3 separate regions of the Homo sapiens genome follow, and regions 2 and 3 are each linked to region 1. Evidence: chromatin loops called from intact Hi-C (ENCODE). Cell type or tissue: OCI-LY7. All regions are shown on one strand.

The links. A loop is a pair of places that touch in the nucleus more often than their neighbours do. Peaks named below come from ENCODE experiments on the same cell type or tissue, not always from the same donor. Only the 100,000 strongest peaks of a DNase experiment are listed, where the experiment ranks them.
Region 2: it touches region 1 in a loop (2.9-fold over the local background); 5 of 110 quality-filtered maps call a loop at or near these places.
Region 3: a loop joins it to region 1, with 6 times the contacts of the local background. A loop is called at or near these places in 70 of 110 quality-filtered maps.

What each region holds. Positions count from the first base shown.
Region 1 is chr20:7,933,610-7,938,609 of GRCh38, forward strand. HAO1 (hydroxyacid oxidase 1) reads right to left here. Exons shown (of 8, transcript NM_017545.3): 2 at 875-1,026. Among named protein-coding and RNA genes, the nearest start is that of HAO1, 4.3 kb to the right of the region's middle. RefSeq lists an enhancer at 1,766-1,815. In OCI-LY7, CTCF peaks have their summits at 3,057 (motif pointing right) and 3,259; DNase peaks (open chromatin) are centred at 1,732 and 3,052; H3K4me3 peaks cover 1,186 bases; H3K27ac peaks cover 921 bases.
Region 2 is chr20:8,302,624-8,307,623 of GRCh38, forward strand. All of the region lies in intron 2 of PLCB1 (phospholipase C beta 1), which reads left to right. Among named protein-coding and RNA genes, the nearest start is that of PLCB1-IT1, 56 kb to the left of the region's middle. In OCI-LY7, CTCF peaks have their summits at 2,999 (motif pointing left) and 3,201; a DNase peak (open chromatin) is centred at 2,978.
Region 3 is chr20:8,719,419-8,724,418 of GRCh38, forward strand. PLCB1 (phospholipase C beta 1) reads left to right here. Exons shown (of 32, transcript NM_015192.4): 15 at 2,936-3,003. Among named protein-coding and RNA genes, the nearest start is that of RNU105B, 110 kb to the right of the region's middle. RefSeq lists silencers at 1,704-1,998, 3,000-3,049. In OCI-LY7, CTCF peaks have their summits at 1,881 (motif pointing left), 2,084, 3,102 (motif pointing left) and 3,301; DNase peaks (open chromatin) are centred at 1,863 and 3,063.

The sequences.
Region 1 (5,000 bases):
TTTCAAGAAGGGAAGTGAATTCACAAGATCCTTAATTCTTAAAACTAAAATGTTTTAAAATATTATATAGTCGTGTTCTTTTTCTGCTCTGCTTAGCATCAAAATAATTCATTTCCAACTTTTATATTAGTTTCTGGAGCACAATTTGGGGAGATTTTTTACTCTGCACAGCCTTTCAAATGTTCACAGTTGCTAGAGAACTGGAAAGTTAATAAATTAGCCCTAATAAGAGATTTCTTTACATCATATTTGATTTTCTCATCACTCCCTCCTAAGACAGCTGGAACTGCTCTATTGGGAATATAACTCATCCATAAAAAAGAATCATGACCCAAAACCACGGAAGAAAACACAACCAACCACGTTGCTCCATTTGCAATTTGGCTGTGAGAACCACTTTGGTTTGGGGGAAGCAGGAGGGTTTTGAGATAAGGTAGCCACAGGGCTGAATTCCAATTCTGTAACTACCTAGCTGTGACTTTGGGCAAGTCTACCTGTCAGAGATCCATTTCCTGAGACAGTACTATTAATACCCATAATATAACCAACAGTTACTGAGCCCCTACTCTCTGCCATGAACTTTGTATACCTGAACTCATTCAATTCTCACCATAACCCAATGAGGCAGGTACAATTTTTGTCCCTATTTTACAGCCAAGGAAACCAATGCAGAGAGAGGATATCTTGCCCAGTCACACAGCTGGAAAGAAGAGGAGCAGGACATGCAAGAACAAGTATTTTGATGATAGAGTCCATGAGCTTAATGTTTCTGAGTGTAAAAACATCAAGGAACATATTTGCTTGGTGCATTCAGAGAAGGAGGTCGATAAACGTTAGCCTCCTTCTGTCCCTGTGGTGACAATCTTCCTCCTACCTCTCACAGTGGCAAGCTCGCCGTCCACATGAGCCATGCGCTGCATGGCCGTAGCCCCCACACATATTGGCATGCTGACCCTCTGTCCTAAAACAGAAGTCGACAGATCTGTTTCAGCAACATTCCGGAGCATCCTTGGATACAGCTTCCATCTAGAATTAAAAAATAAAATAAAATAAAAGGCTTTAGAGTTTCAGAATCATAACCAAAACTTTGACATTACATTTTAGTTAAAAGAAAAAATATAATTGGATTTTTTCCAAACAAGCAAATGACTTCATAAAGCTAATGGAAAAGAGGCAATTTTACTGTTTGTTTGGTTAGAAAGTTAACAATTAGAGGATAATGAATTTCCCAAGCAATTATTTATTAAAGTATAACTAATACATAATAGTATTCACTCATTTTAGTCTGCAGTTTTGTGAATTTTGACAAATGCATACAGTGGTGTAACTGCCATGACAATCAAGATCTAGAAAAAGTTCAATCATTCCCAAAAAAGTCCCCATTTTCTTTTGCAGAGAAACTCTCCCCAGTTCAATCCCCTGACAACCACTGATGCATTTTTTCTTTGTCCTGATAATTTTGCTTTGCAAGAATATCATGTAAACAAAATCATTCAGTATGTAGCCTTTTGAGTTTGGCTTCTTTCACTTAACATAACGCATTAGAGATTTTCTCATGTTGTTGTACGTGTCAATAGTTTGTTCCTTTTGGTTGATGAATAATATTCCATCATACAGGGGTACTATCATTTGTCCAGTCATTCCCAAGCTAAAAGACATTTTGAATACTTACAGTTTGGGGGGAAATTCTAAATAAAGCCACTACAAACATTCACGTACAGGTTCTTGTGTGAACATAGTTTTCGTTTCACTTCCCCAATCTTGAAAATCAAGATGGTATACAAATGCATAGAGTTTAGATTAGAGTTTAAGAAGATATGCTATGTCTAGTTTGTCTTCTTTTTATGTGATAAACAGCAGCTTCAGGCAATTACTTTTAAAATTATAATTTGGTTTCTTCAAAATTATTTAGTTATATGCCATATTCATTAAAGTCTAATGATGAGGGAAGGTTTTTTATTAGTTTAATTTAACACTTTTCTCAAAAATGTTATTTGACAAAAACTGAAATTTGGGTGTTAAAAAGTTTTTGACTCCGGAAAATTATTTTAAATGAATGTTTCTGTGATTCTTCTGTGTTGGAATGAAAATTACCAATAAACCAGCAACCAAAAATTCACCAGTAAAATTTACAGAAGAACTAGTTCTCTTTCCTCCTGGCAAAATATATCTCTCCTATTTGTTTTGATTTATTATTCTCATTAGTACTGATTAAAATTGAAGAAAATACAGCCCTATTTCTAGTATGCATGAGTATAATAAACGTGTTGTTTAGGCACACATGCATATCTAACCAGCATTCACCTAGTATTTCCTAGATGTAACTCTACTTCCAGAAACAGCATGACTTTTTAGTAAATATAGTGAAGTATGATATAGTAATGCAGTAACTTAAAGAAAAAAAAAGAAGAAAAAGAAAAAGCCCTTAATCGAAGCGTGCTTCCTGTAGCGGAAGAAGAAATTCTGCCTTCTATTGCTTTGTGGAATAGCTAAGGGTCTGTAATCTAACCCTTCCTCACATAATAAAGTAAAAACATCCAGTCCCTGAAAAGCATAATAAAGAAGTTTTACTGTGTGATTTCTATGCTATTCCTTTGAACATTATAATTGTCATTATTTTATGCCACACCACATGCTCTGTTGCTGAAAGTCTTTTCTTCTTGACGGACCCTCACAGCATGATTCTTTGATCTCCATTTTGAAGGGGGAGAAGCAGAAGCCTTGAAGAGAGTTTTTATTACCAATCATCTCTAAGTGTGTTATTAGAATGAGAGAAAACGATCTTAATAGCAGCCATTGGCATGCCAGCCTTGGAAGGCATTAATATTTACTTAGAGCTAGAGAAACAATGAAAGCTTTATGACAAGAACAAGCAAATCTGCAGGGCAGCAGCCGTGTGTGTGTGTGTGTGTGTGTGTGTGTGTGTGTGTGTGTGTGTTCGCGCGCGCGCGCGCGCGTGCGTGCCAAAAGGGACATTTTTAAAGGTCAAATTCCCATTTATAAAGCAAAGCTGAATCCTTCCATCTCCAGACAGTGGCTTTACACTTGTCCACTTGGTGGCGCAGTCACTTTAGTAACTGCGGGCTCTTAATTTCCCTTAAACAGTATTTTCTGTTCTGAGGATAATACAGAGGCTTGTCAACCAATGCACAAAACGTAATTGCTACGTAAAATTAGATAAAATCAATGGAATGGGAACAGGCATGTTATCTAAAGAGTCCTCCATGTTTTGATATTTTTCAAATAGTAGTAACAACTATGTCAGATAGCTCACTAGCTTTCCAAGCCTTGCCCAACCCCACTCCAAATTTAAGTAAATTTCCCACAATCATACATAAAATAGCACCTCACTATATTCTCGGACTGTGCTTTCCTGGGCCTCCACTTTGGAAAAAGAATTGGTTCAACTGGCAAACAGTTGAACCAATTGAATAATAAACCGTTTTCAAAGGATAGAAAATGAGATGCCAGAGTAAAGGAAGCGGGGTAACGGGGAGAATCTGTTCACAGGAATTTTGGCCCACCCTCACATCTAACAGGGGCCTCAAATTTAACTTATAAAAAAATCAAATGATATATACACTCCTCACAAAGTAGCTGCCCTGTTGAAGGAAGACACCCATGCCTCACCCAGCTTTATAACTGCATGCTGTTTCTGAATCACACTAACTGGACATAGTGGATTCATGTTTTGTAAGTTGTGTAATCCTATAATACTGCATTCCAATTTTCTCCACATTAATTTTTTACTCTAAACAGTTAAAATATATAAAGCAAAAACACCTTATTCACCTATTGTGGATACTAGATAAATTATTTTGTGACATTTATGCCTATGAGAACACAATGTCACTGGTAACTTCATATCACTTCTCAAATATTAAAGTGAAAGAATGACATCACTTTTACCCATCTGTTATTTAAAAGAAAATGATGCCATCTTCAGTCTCAATAGGTAACGCAGCAGAAAAGAGTTTCCTTTTCTGAAATCATGAGGGCTTCTAAGTGTCGAAATTGTTTAATCATCTTCCATCATTGATAATTTCAGAAAAAAAAGCTACAACAACGTGAAGACCATAGTTGAGAAGGCTACTTTGAATAAATGTGTAAGAGAAACAAATTACTGTTCTTCGTTGAATTAATCCCAATCAATTCCAGCCATGCAAAATGTAGCAAGTTGACATTTACCCTGTTTTGTTATAACCACCGTAAGAAATTTTGTTCTGGGTGGTTCCATTTACTTGTCCTTTTAAACATTTTTTTCTACTGCCACAGTAATATTAGTCTGAAGTCTTACCCAAAAATATCTCCAAGCAACTGCTGGGTCACATGAGTGGTCCATGTCCCCAGAACTCCAAAATGTGATTATCAGAGCTGAGTACAGAGAAATAAAAGCTGTCACGGTGAATGACCTTTTGTTGTACTTGCGAGATGGGGAGGTGTATAAATTTCATAAATGTGTTTGAAATACTCTGGCTTTGTATCACAATGGGTTATCTGAGGTTTGATTGTTTTGCACTTTTCATTAGAATCAGAATGTGAAATTTCAGGTTGATTTCCTTCATGCCATCAACCCAAAGTCTCCACAACCCTGGCAGAATTTCTATTCTTAGTTTCACGTGACCAGCTACATGATGCAGTGTGAGGAATCAAGGTTCACCTAGCGAGTCATACAGCAAAAGAGGACACATTGCAAAATGTATTGCAATAAAAACTCAACTAGTTGATAATAAAATAGCATCAGCTGTCCTCCAAAGAAAGTTGATTGATTTTTTTTTTTAATTTAAAGCTGAACAAAAGAGAATGATCAAGGTTCATGGAAAAGGTGACACTGCAAATTCATTTTCATTATCTGTGTCCTATCCCTAAGTTACTCGGTACACACATAGGATGGGAATACTCACTTGAATACCATGTAATTCACATAAGGCATGAGGCACTTTTCCAGTTCATAACTTAGAAGTCACCAAGCCTTCTATGTCTCCCAAAGTTTCTACATT
Region 2 (5,000 bases), 370 kb after region 1:
AACTTTTTTCTTCTTTGATTAAAGAGGATTCCAATCATTGCTGCTTGTATACAATGTAAGTTACATACGCTAATGCCTCTTCAGTTTTTTAATTTTTTTAATTTTATTTTTTAACATACCCCTTCATTTATCTATATACAAATTGTGTCAGAAGACAAAATTATTTCTGTGTTTTTCAAATAAAAAATAGGGTCCCTTTTATTTTTCAAGGAATGATCTTCTTTATTAAATATTATATTATACCACAATATAACATCTAGACATTGGGAGGGATCTTTGAAGATGGTGGAAGACAGTCTTGATATAATAAGATTGAAGATGAAAATAGGCTAATAGAATTGCAACCGATTATACTGGGTGTACCCACTGCTATGCTGTGAGGTAGGGATCAATGACAAAGCTTTGTGTACTTCCAGAGATTGGAAATATCTATACAAAGAGAGGTAAGGAGTAGCCTTTCCTTGTAAAAGTAGAATTGATTCCATATTATATATCCTCTGTATGTCCCCGAAATAGAAGGTCTGCTCCCATGAGCAGCTTCTCAGAACATAAGAAGAGCATCTGGGCTGAAAAAATGTTTCTTGTTTCCTCCTTGTTACCTATTCTTTGTATAGATCCGGGGTTTCAACGTAAAGGTCATGATTTTATCTCCTCAGTCATTTGTTGCTGGGCACAATTTGCCTTTATGGCAAGTGTTGTTGCTAGTTCTTAAAACTACCAGAAGAGATACTTACCCTCCTGAGCAGACAGAAGCTCAGGAGTGCCACAAAGATGAATATAGATTTTAAAAGAAATTTAGGTAAGAAACTAGGGAAGTGATAAATCATGGCCCCCTGTTAAACAGAAAACTCATTAACTGGAATACTGCGTTCTAGTTAAGTGACATTTTACTATCCTTTTTTGTACATAGAGCATTACTTCTTTAATAAAAGGATTACAGAAGCACAATATAAAGAGGGTAATTTAAAAATCTCTAAACAGTGAAAATACTACTTTTTACGCTTTGAAATGGCTTTTTATGTCCAGTCCGAGTGACACTTTTCTTCCTTAGTAAAATCAGCAGGCACTTCCAGGTGGCTGAAATCCACCCTGTGCATTGTTGCTGAGAACATTTATAGCACATTGTTCAGATTAGAATAGCTGAGAACGACAGGGGGCTCTTCAAATGTGCCTCATCGAGTCCCAAATTGGAGATGTGTTTTTGTCATTTCAAAGTTTTGGCAGTAGGGTCTAGGATTCAAAGCAAACACCAGCTCCTGCAGAACACAAGCCTTAATTAATTTCCAGCAGGAAATGAGTGATTGCCAATAAGCCATGAATTAAAATGGAATGGTTCACCAAAAACCAGGTCCTCATCTCAAATGAATAGCATTTCTTGCTGTTTTCTTGAAAGATCATCTCAGACTAAGAAGTGAGCAAGCTCCTATGACAGCTCTCTGTCTGTAAGGGGGTAGTTGGTATGGACAAACACCAAACAGTAAGTCCTGGCCCAGTAAAAAATGGGGACCAAATCTGATGGACTCAAGGGCATTTTGTCAGTATCTCTATCATGTAGCCTGCAATTTTTATGGAGAATCTGTCTATTTTTCTGGCTTCATTATTTATCATGTTGTCATTAAGATTCAGTCTTGAGAAGGTCCTTAAAGGTCAGCTGTTTTCATCATTCAGTCAGTGCTTACAGTACACTGGGGCTACTTCTGCCAAAGGGGTGTCCAGTTGCTGCTTGAACTCCTCTTGTGGCCAGAAACTACCCCCTTCTAAGAGAAGCCTGTTTCATCTCTGAGCAGCTCAGCCAGTTTTCATTTTTTCTTAAAATTGAGCAAAAACGAATCCCCTGTTGCTTAAATCCATTGAGCCTGGTTTATCCCTGAGGGCCAAACACAATGAATCAAAAACCTTCTTCTGCTTGATAGCTCTTTAATAAAAGGGGAAGGCAGGTCTCACACTCCCCCTGAGGGGCCTCTTCTGTGGACAAACATCTCTGAGCTTTTCCTATCTTCTTTGAGAGTGCTTTGTGTGTGTGTGTGTGGGTGTGTCCACTTGCTCTTATGTAAATTCTAATTACTATTGTAATAATAAATAGCCAATACATACAGAATGCTTCCAGTGGGCCAGGCAGTGTTCTAAGTGCTCCCATAATCCTCACAACAACTGTATGAACTGGTTACTAGGATTATCCCATTTTACAGAGAAAAAATGAGGCACAGAGAGATTAAGAAACTTGCTCACCAGGATCTGAATCCACTATTCCACACTCTTAACCCCAGCACTATAAAGTTTCTCATGTCCTCATTTGTCTATTTCAGCCATACCTGTCCTGGAGACAAGAGCCATTGCTAGTTTTCTATGGGGAACTGACATTGCTATCATCTACTCCACACTGGCTATATGCTAGGAACTATAGATTAGTTGGTCTGATTAATCCTTTGAACAGTCAGCAATCATTGTTTTTGAGGATGTGTTGTTGTTATTGTTGTTTGGTCCAGCACTTCCCCATACTATCCCCATTAATCATTAATTATGTTGTTAATTAAGAACACCTGTACTTAACTCGTGGCCATTTATTCCTTTTCTAGAACTATTTATTGTCTATATTTTAGAGAACCTTAAATATGAAAATGGTTAATCCAGAATTTTTTGCTTGGGCCAAGCAAGCAAAATGCATTGCTGCTTTATGAAGAAGACCTTCTTTTGGTAAGAAGACAGTTTTTCATATTTTCATAGCCAGCAATTAAAACCACATGAGACAGGAAAACCTTCAAATTCTTTCTGAGCAAAATACTCTTCCTAGTGAGAAATGTGCTCAAAGTGGTTAAAGATAATGGGAAGCAGCAGAATTAGGATTTGAACTCGTGTGCTTCTGGGCCAAAACCATGGAGTTCCCATTTTGCAAACACACCTTGGGGTCTGTAACCAGGTGCGGCTCCCTGCAGGTGCCAACCACCTGTGGTAAAGGCATGATGAGTCCACTTCCTGTAAGGCTCAGCCCTGCTAGTCGCGACTAGCGCCCTCTAGTGGTCCAAGAGAAAGGGTAAGGTGAGTTCCGGTTTATGATTTGACTTGAGGCATTCGGAGGCTAAACATCCACAAGGTTAGTTCCCTGAACCCCTATAAACCTTGCTATTTATATCTCTTCCTCAACTCTGAGGCCCTCACCCTACATCGGCTGCAGTACAGATTCAGCCTTTAGCGACGGAATTATGTACTGAAACACTCATTTCTGTGCCGCTGCAGTGGTTAGCTTTGATTTTTATAGAGATGCACATGAGAAAACAGTCTGAGCCTGGAGAGTGACTTGTGGGCTGCTAAGGTAAATTGAACCCATGTGTGTGGTATCCTCATGATTGGGAGCAGCAGCAGATGGTGGGCTAGGATGCCTCCAGAAATGGGCTTCGGAAGCATAAAATAAGGACTTGTTCTCTTACATCTGCCTCTGTTGGGGTGTTTAAAGAATTGTTGGGATTAATGCATTTTTCATTTGAAGTTTAAACACTCTCAGAGGATGTTTAGCCGATGGACTATTCTCATTATAGAATGAATTGCTTCACTGGGTTGCACTTTGCAAAGATTGGCTGCAGGGAGTAAGTGATTTGTTGGAAAAGAAGGAGCAAAAAAGGGTGGAAAGAGCAAAGACTCAGTGTCTCAGACAAGTCTTCAACTTTTCCTCTCCATCCAAAATGAATTCATTATGACTGAGAGGTTCCAGTTGGACTCCTGGAGACATTTAGAAGTGCCCCAGAAATGCCACCTGCAGGTCAGTGGTCATGTCAAACTAGAATCTTCTGCACAAGTCAAATATAAGAAGGAAACTTGTTTCATTTGAGTCAGATTTACTTAAGTTTTGGATTGACTCCTAGATCGGCTTCTCACTTTGGGCAAGCTCCTTAATGTCTGCAATCCTTGTTATTTTCATCTGTAAAGTGGAGCTTGTGATGCTTACTTTGTGAGATGTCTTTGGAATCAAGCGAAGTAATGTCTGTAATGCGAATAGCCTAGTGCAGGCATACAACAGATGCCCCATCTAATGGGATTATATTAAAATTATTGTTGTTTTAATATTGGTTATGAAAATATTGCAAAGTGAATGAAGAACTCTCCTTTTACCCAATTTTTTTGTTCAATTTTGTACGTGAACAGTTTAAGGAATCTTTTAACGGAATTTTTAAAAACACTTGGAGGCGGTGACTCTTTAAAAGCTAAACCATGAAATGTTACCATCAGAAAAGAGCTGCTGCTGCCATTTACAAGCATTAACCAAATCCTCAAGAATTAAGCTAGAACTGAGCACATTCTTAACAAGGTGGTTTCGAGTTTTCAGATACATCTTTATTTCTTCAGCTCATTTGCAAATACTTATCTCTGATTTAAATCATTCAAATGACTTCAGGAACACAATGGAAGCAGAGCAGAACTAAGTGTTTCCAACTGTCAGGTCTGGTGAGGGATGATGTAAAACGGGACATTTAGCTGGCATCCTGCATAGTCTTTAAATAGAATTAACAAAAGCTTCCACGTTTCAATGGCTAAAGGTAGTGTTTATTGTAAAGGCAGCATGCCTGGAGACCTAAGAGTGGGAGTAGGGGGGTGGGCATGGGCACGTGTGGGTGCAGGCAGGGCATTCTGAGGGGTCAGTTGAAAGGCTCTGTCTCTGGATTCAGCTTTAACTGGTTCTAAAATAATGAAGCAGAAATGACTTTCCTTCTCTCTCTGGTGTCAGCTTCAAATGAATTATGGATACTGAACCTACAGAGGTAATGCTGATTAAATAATTGAACAATCCATTGATTAACTACAGATTGTCAATTGGAATAATCTGTCGACGACCTGACTGCCCACCTTTAGCATTTAGACAGTATTTTAATGTTAATGAGGTTTTGAACTTTTTGTGCTTTTGGTTTGGTGGGGGTTTTTTTTGTTAGTTTTTGAGGGTTTTTGGTGGGTTTTTTATTTTTGGTTCAGCACTTCCCCACCTAATCCCAATTAATCATTAATTATGTTGT
Region 3 (5,000 bases), 790 kb after region 1:
CAGATAAATGAATTATGGTATATTCACACAAAGAAAGAATATGCAGCCATGAGAATAATCTATAACTAAATGAAAACTATGGATGAATCACTATAAATAAACATAATATTGAGCAAAGGAAGTCAGGTACACAAAAACTACATACTGTATGATTTAACCTATATAACACACAAAAACAGGCAAAACTAATTTATGCTATTTATTAGAAGTCAGGATAATGGGTTCCCTTGGAAGAAAAGCAACCAGCAGGGAGCCCAAGAGCCTTCTAGAGATTGGTTATATTTTGTTTCTTGATCTGGATATCATTTACTCAGACACGTTTATTTGGTGAAAATTCTTTGCACTGTGGACTTACGACGTGTACTTTTCTGTACGCCTGTTATACATCAGTTATAAGATTTTAAAATAATTAAAATATAAACTCTAGGACAATCAGGGTTAAAAAAAAGTAGCCTGAGACTCTGATTTATCTTTTCTTCTATTTTTCTGTCTCAATTGCCTGTTTTTTTATTGTTTCGATTAAAATCTTTATCAACAGACGTTATATAATTCTTTGAAAGGGTTTTGTCCTGTAGCTTTTGAATGTGTACTTTCATCATTATTGTGCATGTCTTTCAACATTTTTTCAAAAATAATTTCTGTACTCAGTAAAAATGTTCTCTTTGAAGTTTGGAAGTGAGTATCATTAACAGGCCTTTCATTCACACCTATTTCCTAACACAACTCTATCCGTTGAATGATAGCAAGCAAACCTTGTCTTCCTTTGCATGTGGGTGCTTGTGTTTTTTACCATCTGCCTTTCCCACTACCAGTTCTCTGCCTCTTATTAACAGGATGCATAACACAAATGACGATTTTTACAGGCAGTGAACATTATTGCTTAATATAGAGAAAGGGCAACAATCTGTTAGTTATTCAGTAGATTTCCTAAGCTAGCCCTGTTGTCTATTATGCAATCAGTGGAAACTTTTGGACATTTTAATATGTAGGTACCTGAATAAAGAGCACCGCTAATTTACCATTTGGTTCGTAGATGTTCACAGTACTGGGAACTCAAGTAACTTGAAAAACGTGACAGGTATTGTATTTCAAAGCTAGTTTACTTATCATGGCCCCTGTTGGCCAGATGCCTCTTGCAGGATTCAGCCCTTTGCTAGTAGACTTGTCCTAAGGAACTAGGGTAACCTAAGATATTTTTTATAGTTCAACAAGATTCCCCCAACATCCCTCCAAAGATTTACAGGAGAAAAATCAGGTTTCTGCTTTTTACAGTAAAGAAAGACAAATTCTTTCTTTCCCACAGACACTAAAGAATGACCTGATTGGCTATTTGAAATGACTGCGAATTGTTGGGTCCCATGAAGTATTTTATAGAAAGCTCTGCCAAACAATTTTTTAATTATTTAATTAAAAGAATCCCCTCTCTGATTTTTTTTTTTTAAAAAAAAAAGGTAATAAGAACTTGGGACAAAAATTTCATTATAAAAATGCTTAAGTGGCAATACCCTAAAAGAATGTGTCTCTAATATTGTAGTAAGATACGTTTTCTATCCAAAATATAATCGATTCACCTTATTAACTAACACAATATCAGCATTATAAAGTGGTTGTATGTGGCTTTCCTTAATAAACAATCCAATACATAAAAACCCTTGCTGGTCCCAGAAATCTTTTTTCCCCTGGAGATTTTTAAGCAATACTTTTTTCACTACTGTCATTCAGTAATTGAACTGTGTCAGCCAAATGAAAACTTTTATAAGCTTCTCAGAGGACAGTGCAGTGGTACTGTCTCCATTTATATAAATCGAGTAGGGCAGCTAACTTTCAGAAGGCTGGCAGTGGGCAGGGGTGCAAGTTACTTCATTGTTGAACCATTATTGCCATCTATTGGGCTCATCGTGCTATTGCATTGTGTGAGCCCTGAAAGATAGTAGTTAAATCAATTTAGAACTTTCGAACCATTTAGAACAACCTCGCTGACTTTTTACTTGAAAATCTTTTTTATATAACGGATATTTCTGGGTCTGACTGAAGCCCATAGCTATGGAAGAATGTAATGCTTCATACTGATATGAATATTTAACCTAGCAGAAATGTCCATTAATTCTTCAGGGGAAAAACAATTCATTTAAATGAGTGTATATTGGCTACATATGAAGCTGAATTATTTCTGATGGAGTTAGATTTCCAATCATGCTGATATTTAAGGACTTACCCATGTTATCCTGCCCTCTTAAAAATAATATCAGCATTTTCTACGATATGCACTTCGTTGTGATGACAATACATCCATCAAATAAGCTTGCAGACAAATCATAGGATAAAGTTGGCCCTTCACGATTTTTATGTAGTGACTTTGCTGCCAAAGCCCCAGAGTTCCTGCCCCAGCTCCTAACTTCTTTGACTTCTGCAAGGTCCTCTCTGGCCTTGGGAAAAATGTCAACACAAGATCACTGAGCTATGTGCTGGCCACGCATTGCATGGAAGAGTCGCGGCTTGGGAAAGGAGGGAAAGATGAAGGAGGGATAGATAGTATATCTGTTTTCGGGGTCATAGAGACCCTGAGAGAGTGTTTGTATATCAAAATAGAATACATGTACCATAGAAAGCAAACTGTATTAAATGCCAGCAAACTGTTTTCAATGCCACGTGTTTAAAAACATATAGAGAAAAAATATTGACACGCATTTTTTAATAGAATTTTGAAATTTTAAGTGCTATTTATTAACAAATCCAGTTTAGGAAAAAATCTATATTCAAAATGTCAGTATAATTTTCTATAACGAATAAAATTTAAATCCTTGAAAAAAATAATTTTAAACAGCCCAACTTCCAAGGAAATCTGTAATTGATTTTAGGTAAAATATGTGTTACAAATGCTGTAAAGCTAAATGTTGAAATGGTGACATGATGATCTGTTATTAAAATTTGACAGGAGAAGCTGATACGGAAAGTGACGACGACGATGATGATGATGACTGTAAAAAATCTTCAATGGATGAGGTGGGTACTTAGGGCTTCTGGTCCCTAAGGCATTCCACCACCCTGTACTCTCCTGGGTCTGTCTCATGGTCACTTTCTGCCATCTAGTGGCAAAAAGTAGATTTGTGCCTTCCAATTGCCAGCTTCAATTTTTGAGGCAATTAAATGGCTTATGAAATGTTCCACAATCCGGAGAAGATATGGCGTTTAGAAAAATGATCAGAACTGTGACATTCATTGCATTGTTTTAATTTTGGAACACTAGAGCTACCTATTTATATAAACTTAGGCATCCCGAGTAACTTGATTAGCTCAAAAATATTAATTGCACAGAACCTAGAAGAGAATCAGAAGCAGATCAACTGGAATTTTAGAATTTTGTCTTACCAAAAGTTTATACTGAAACAATCTGGGCAACAGAGAGAGACCTCACGCCTTTAAAAAAACAAGTTAAAATGAAAGATAAAACACATCCAGGTGCAGTGGTGTACACCTGTAGTTCCAGCTACTAGGGAGGCTGAGGCAGGAGGATGGCTTGAGTCCAAAAATTTGAAGCTGCAGTGAGCTATGATCACACCACTGTGCTCCAGCTTAGAAAACAGAGCAAGACACTGTCTCTCTTTAAAAATACGTATTTTAAAGTTTATATTGAATCTGCTTTCAAATTTGTTAGATATGTTCTGTCTCAACGCTTGTAGCTCTACAATTTAGTAAAAATGAAACAAAAAATAAGCTGCTCTTACTTGATGTCCTTCCTCTTAGAATTATTTTTTAATGTCTAAAGTTTTGCTTAATTATGTTCCCTCACTACATTTCAATTTTTGATTTCCAGGAGGAAAACAGCTTACCATGTCTGGCAAAGTATATGTTCCTGAGAATGATTTCAATTGTGTATAATTTCTGATCAGTGATTCTAAATAATTTTTAAACTCTCTTACTAATTGGATAGTCCATTTGCAAATGAATGTTTCCCAGTTAACATTTGACCCAAATATTACTACCAGAATTTTTAAAAGAAACTCATCTCCATGCATTCTCTCTTCTAAAAATGTGAGACAATATTAGATCACTCTACAGAGGCCCATTTTGTGCCAACACTGCATTATTGGTTTTCTTTTTCATTAAAAACTCTATCAAAGTAATATGTCATAGCTAATAATAGCAAAAGCAACATGAGATTGTAGTACCACTTGCCAGGCACTGTTCTAAGCTCCTTCACATAAATTAACTTATTTTTTAATCAAAAACCCCTATATGCTGTAGGAACTGATTTTATCCTAATTTTACAAATGAGTCAAGTGAGGCACAGAGCAATTAAGTAAGTTGCCCAAGGTTGCCCGGTTTCTAACTAGTGGACTTGGGATTCGAAATCAGGCAGGCTGGCTCTAGAACGCGAGCCATTAATCCCTGCACTATGCTTTCCTGCTTGTCTAAGACACATCAGGAGCCAAGAAGGGAGGGAGGGAAGAATGTTGATGAAGGAAAGCAGTTGTTTACCCACCCCTGCCCATTTCCACAAAGCAATCTTTTTATTATTATTATCAATTTTCCCTTCATTTGGTGGTCACCTACCTAACAATTTTCTTATTGTACAGTGAATTCTTAATTTACGAATCCGATGAGAACACATGGACACATAAAGGGACATGGGGCCTACCTGCGGGTGGAGGTGGGAGGAGGGAGAGGATCAGGAAAAATAACTAATGGATGCCAGGCTTAATACCCGGGTGACAAAATAATCTGCACAACAAACCCCAGTGACATAAGTTTATTTATATAAAAAAAAAAACCTGCACGTGTAGCCCTGAATTTAAAATAAATGTTAAAAAAAATTACTAACCTTAGACAACACCTATGGACACCCTGCAATGGAAGATGAGCTATAGCTCAGTGCTTCTCAAACTTTGATGGGCATTCCAATGACCTTAGTAAAATGCAGGATCTGAGTCTGAGGCCTGCAGAGGGGCTAAGATCAGGCATTTCTAAATGGAAAGGAGGGGGCAGGGGATAGGGAGTGA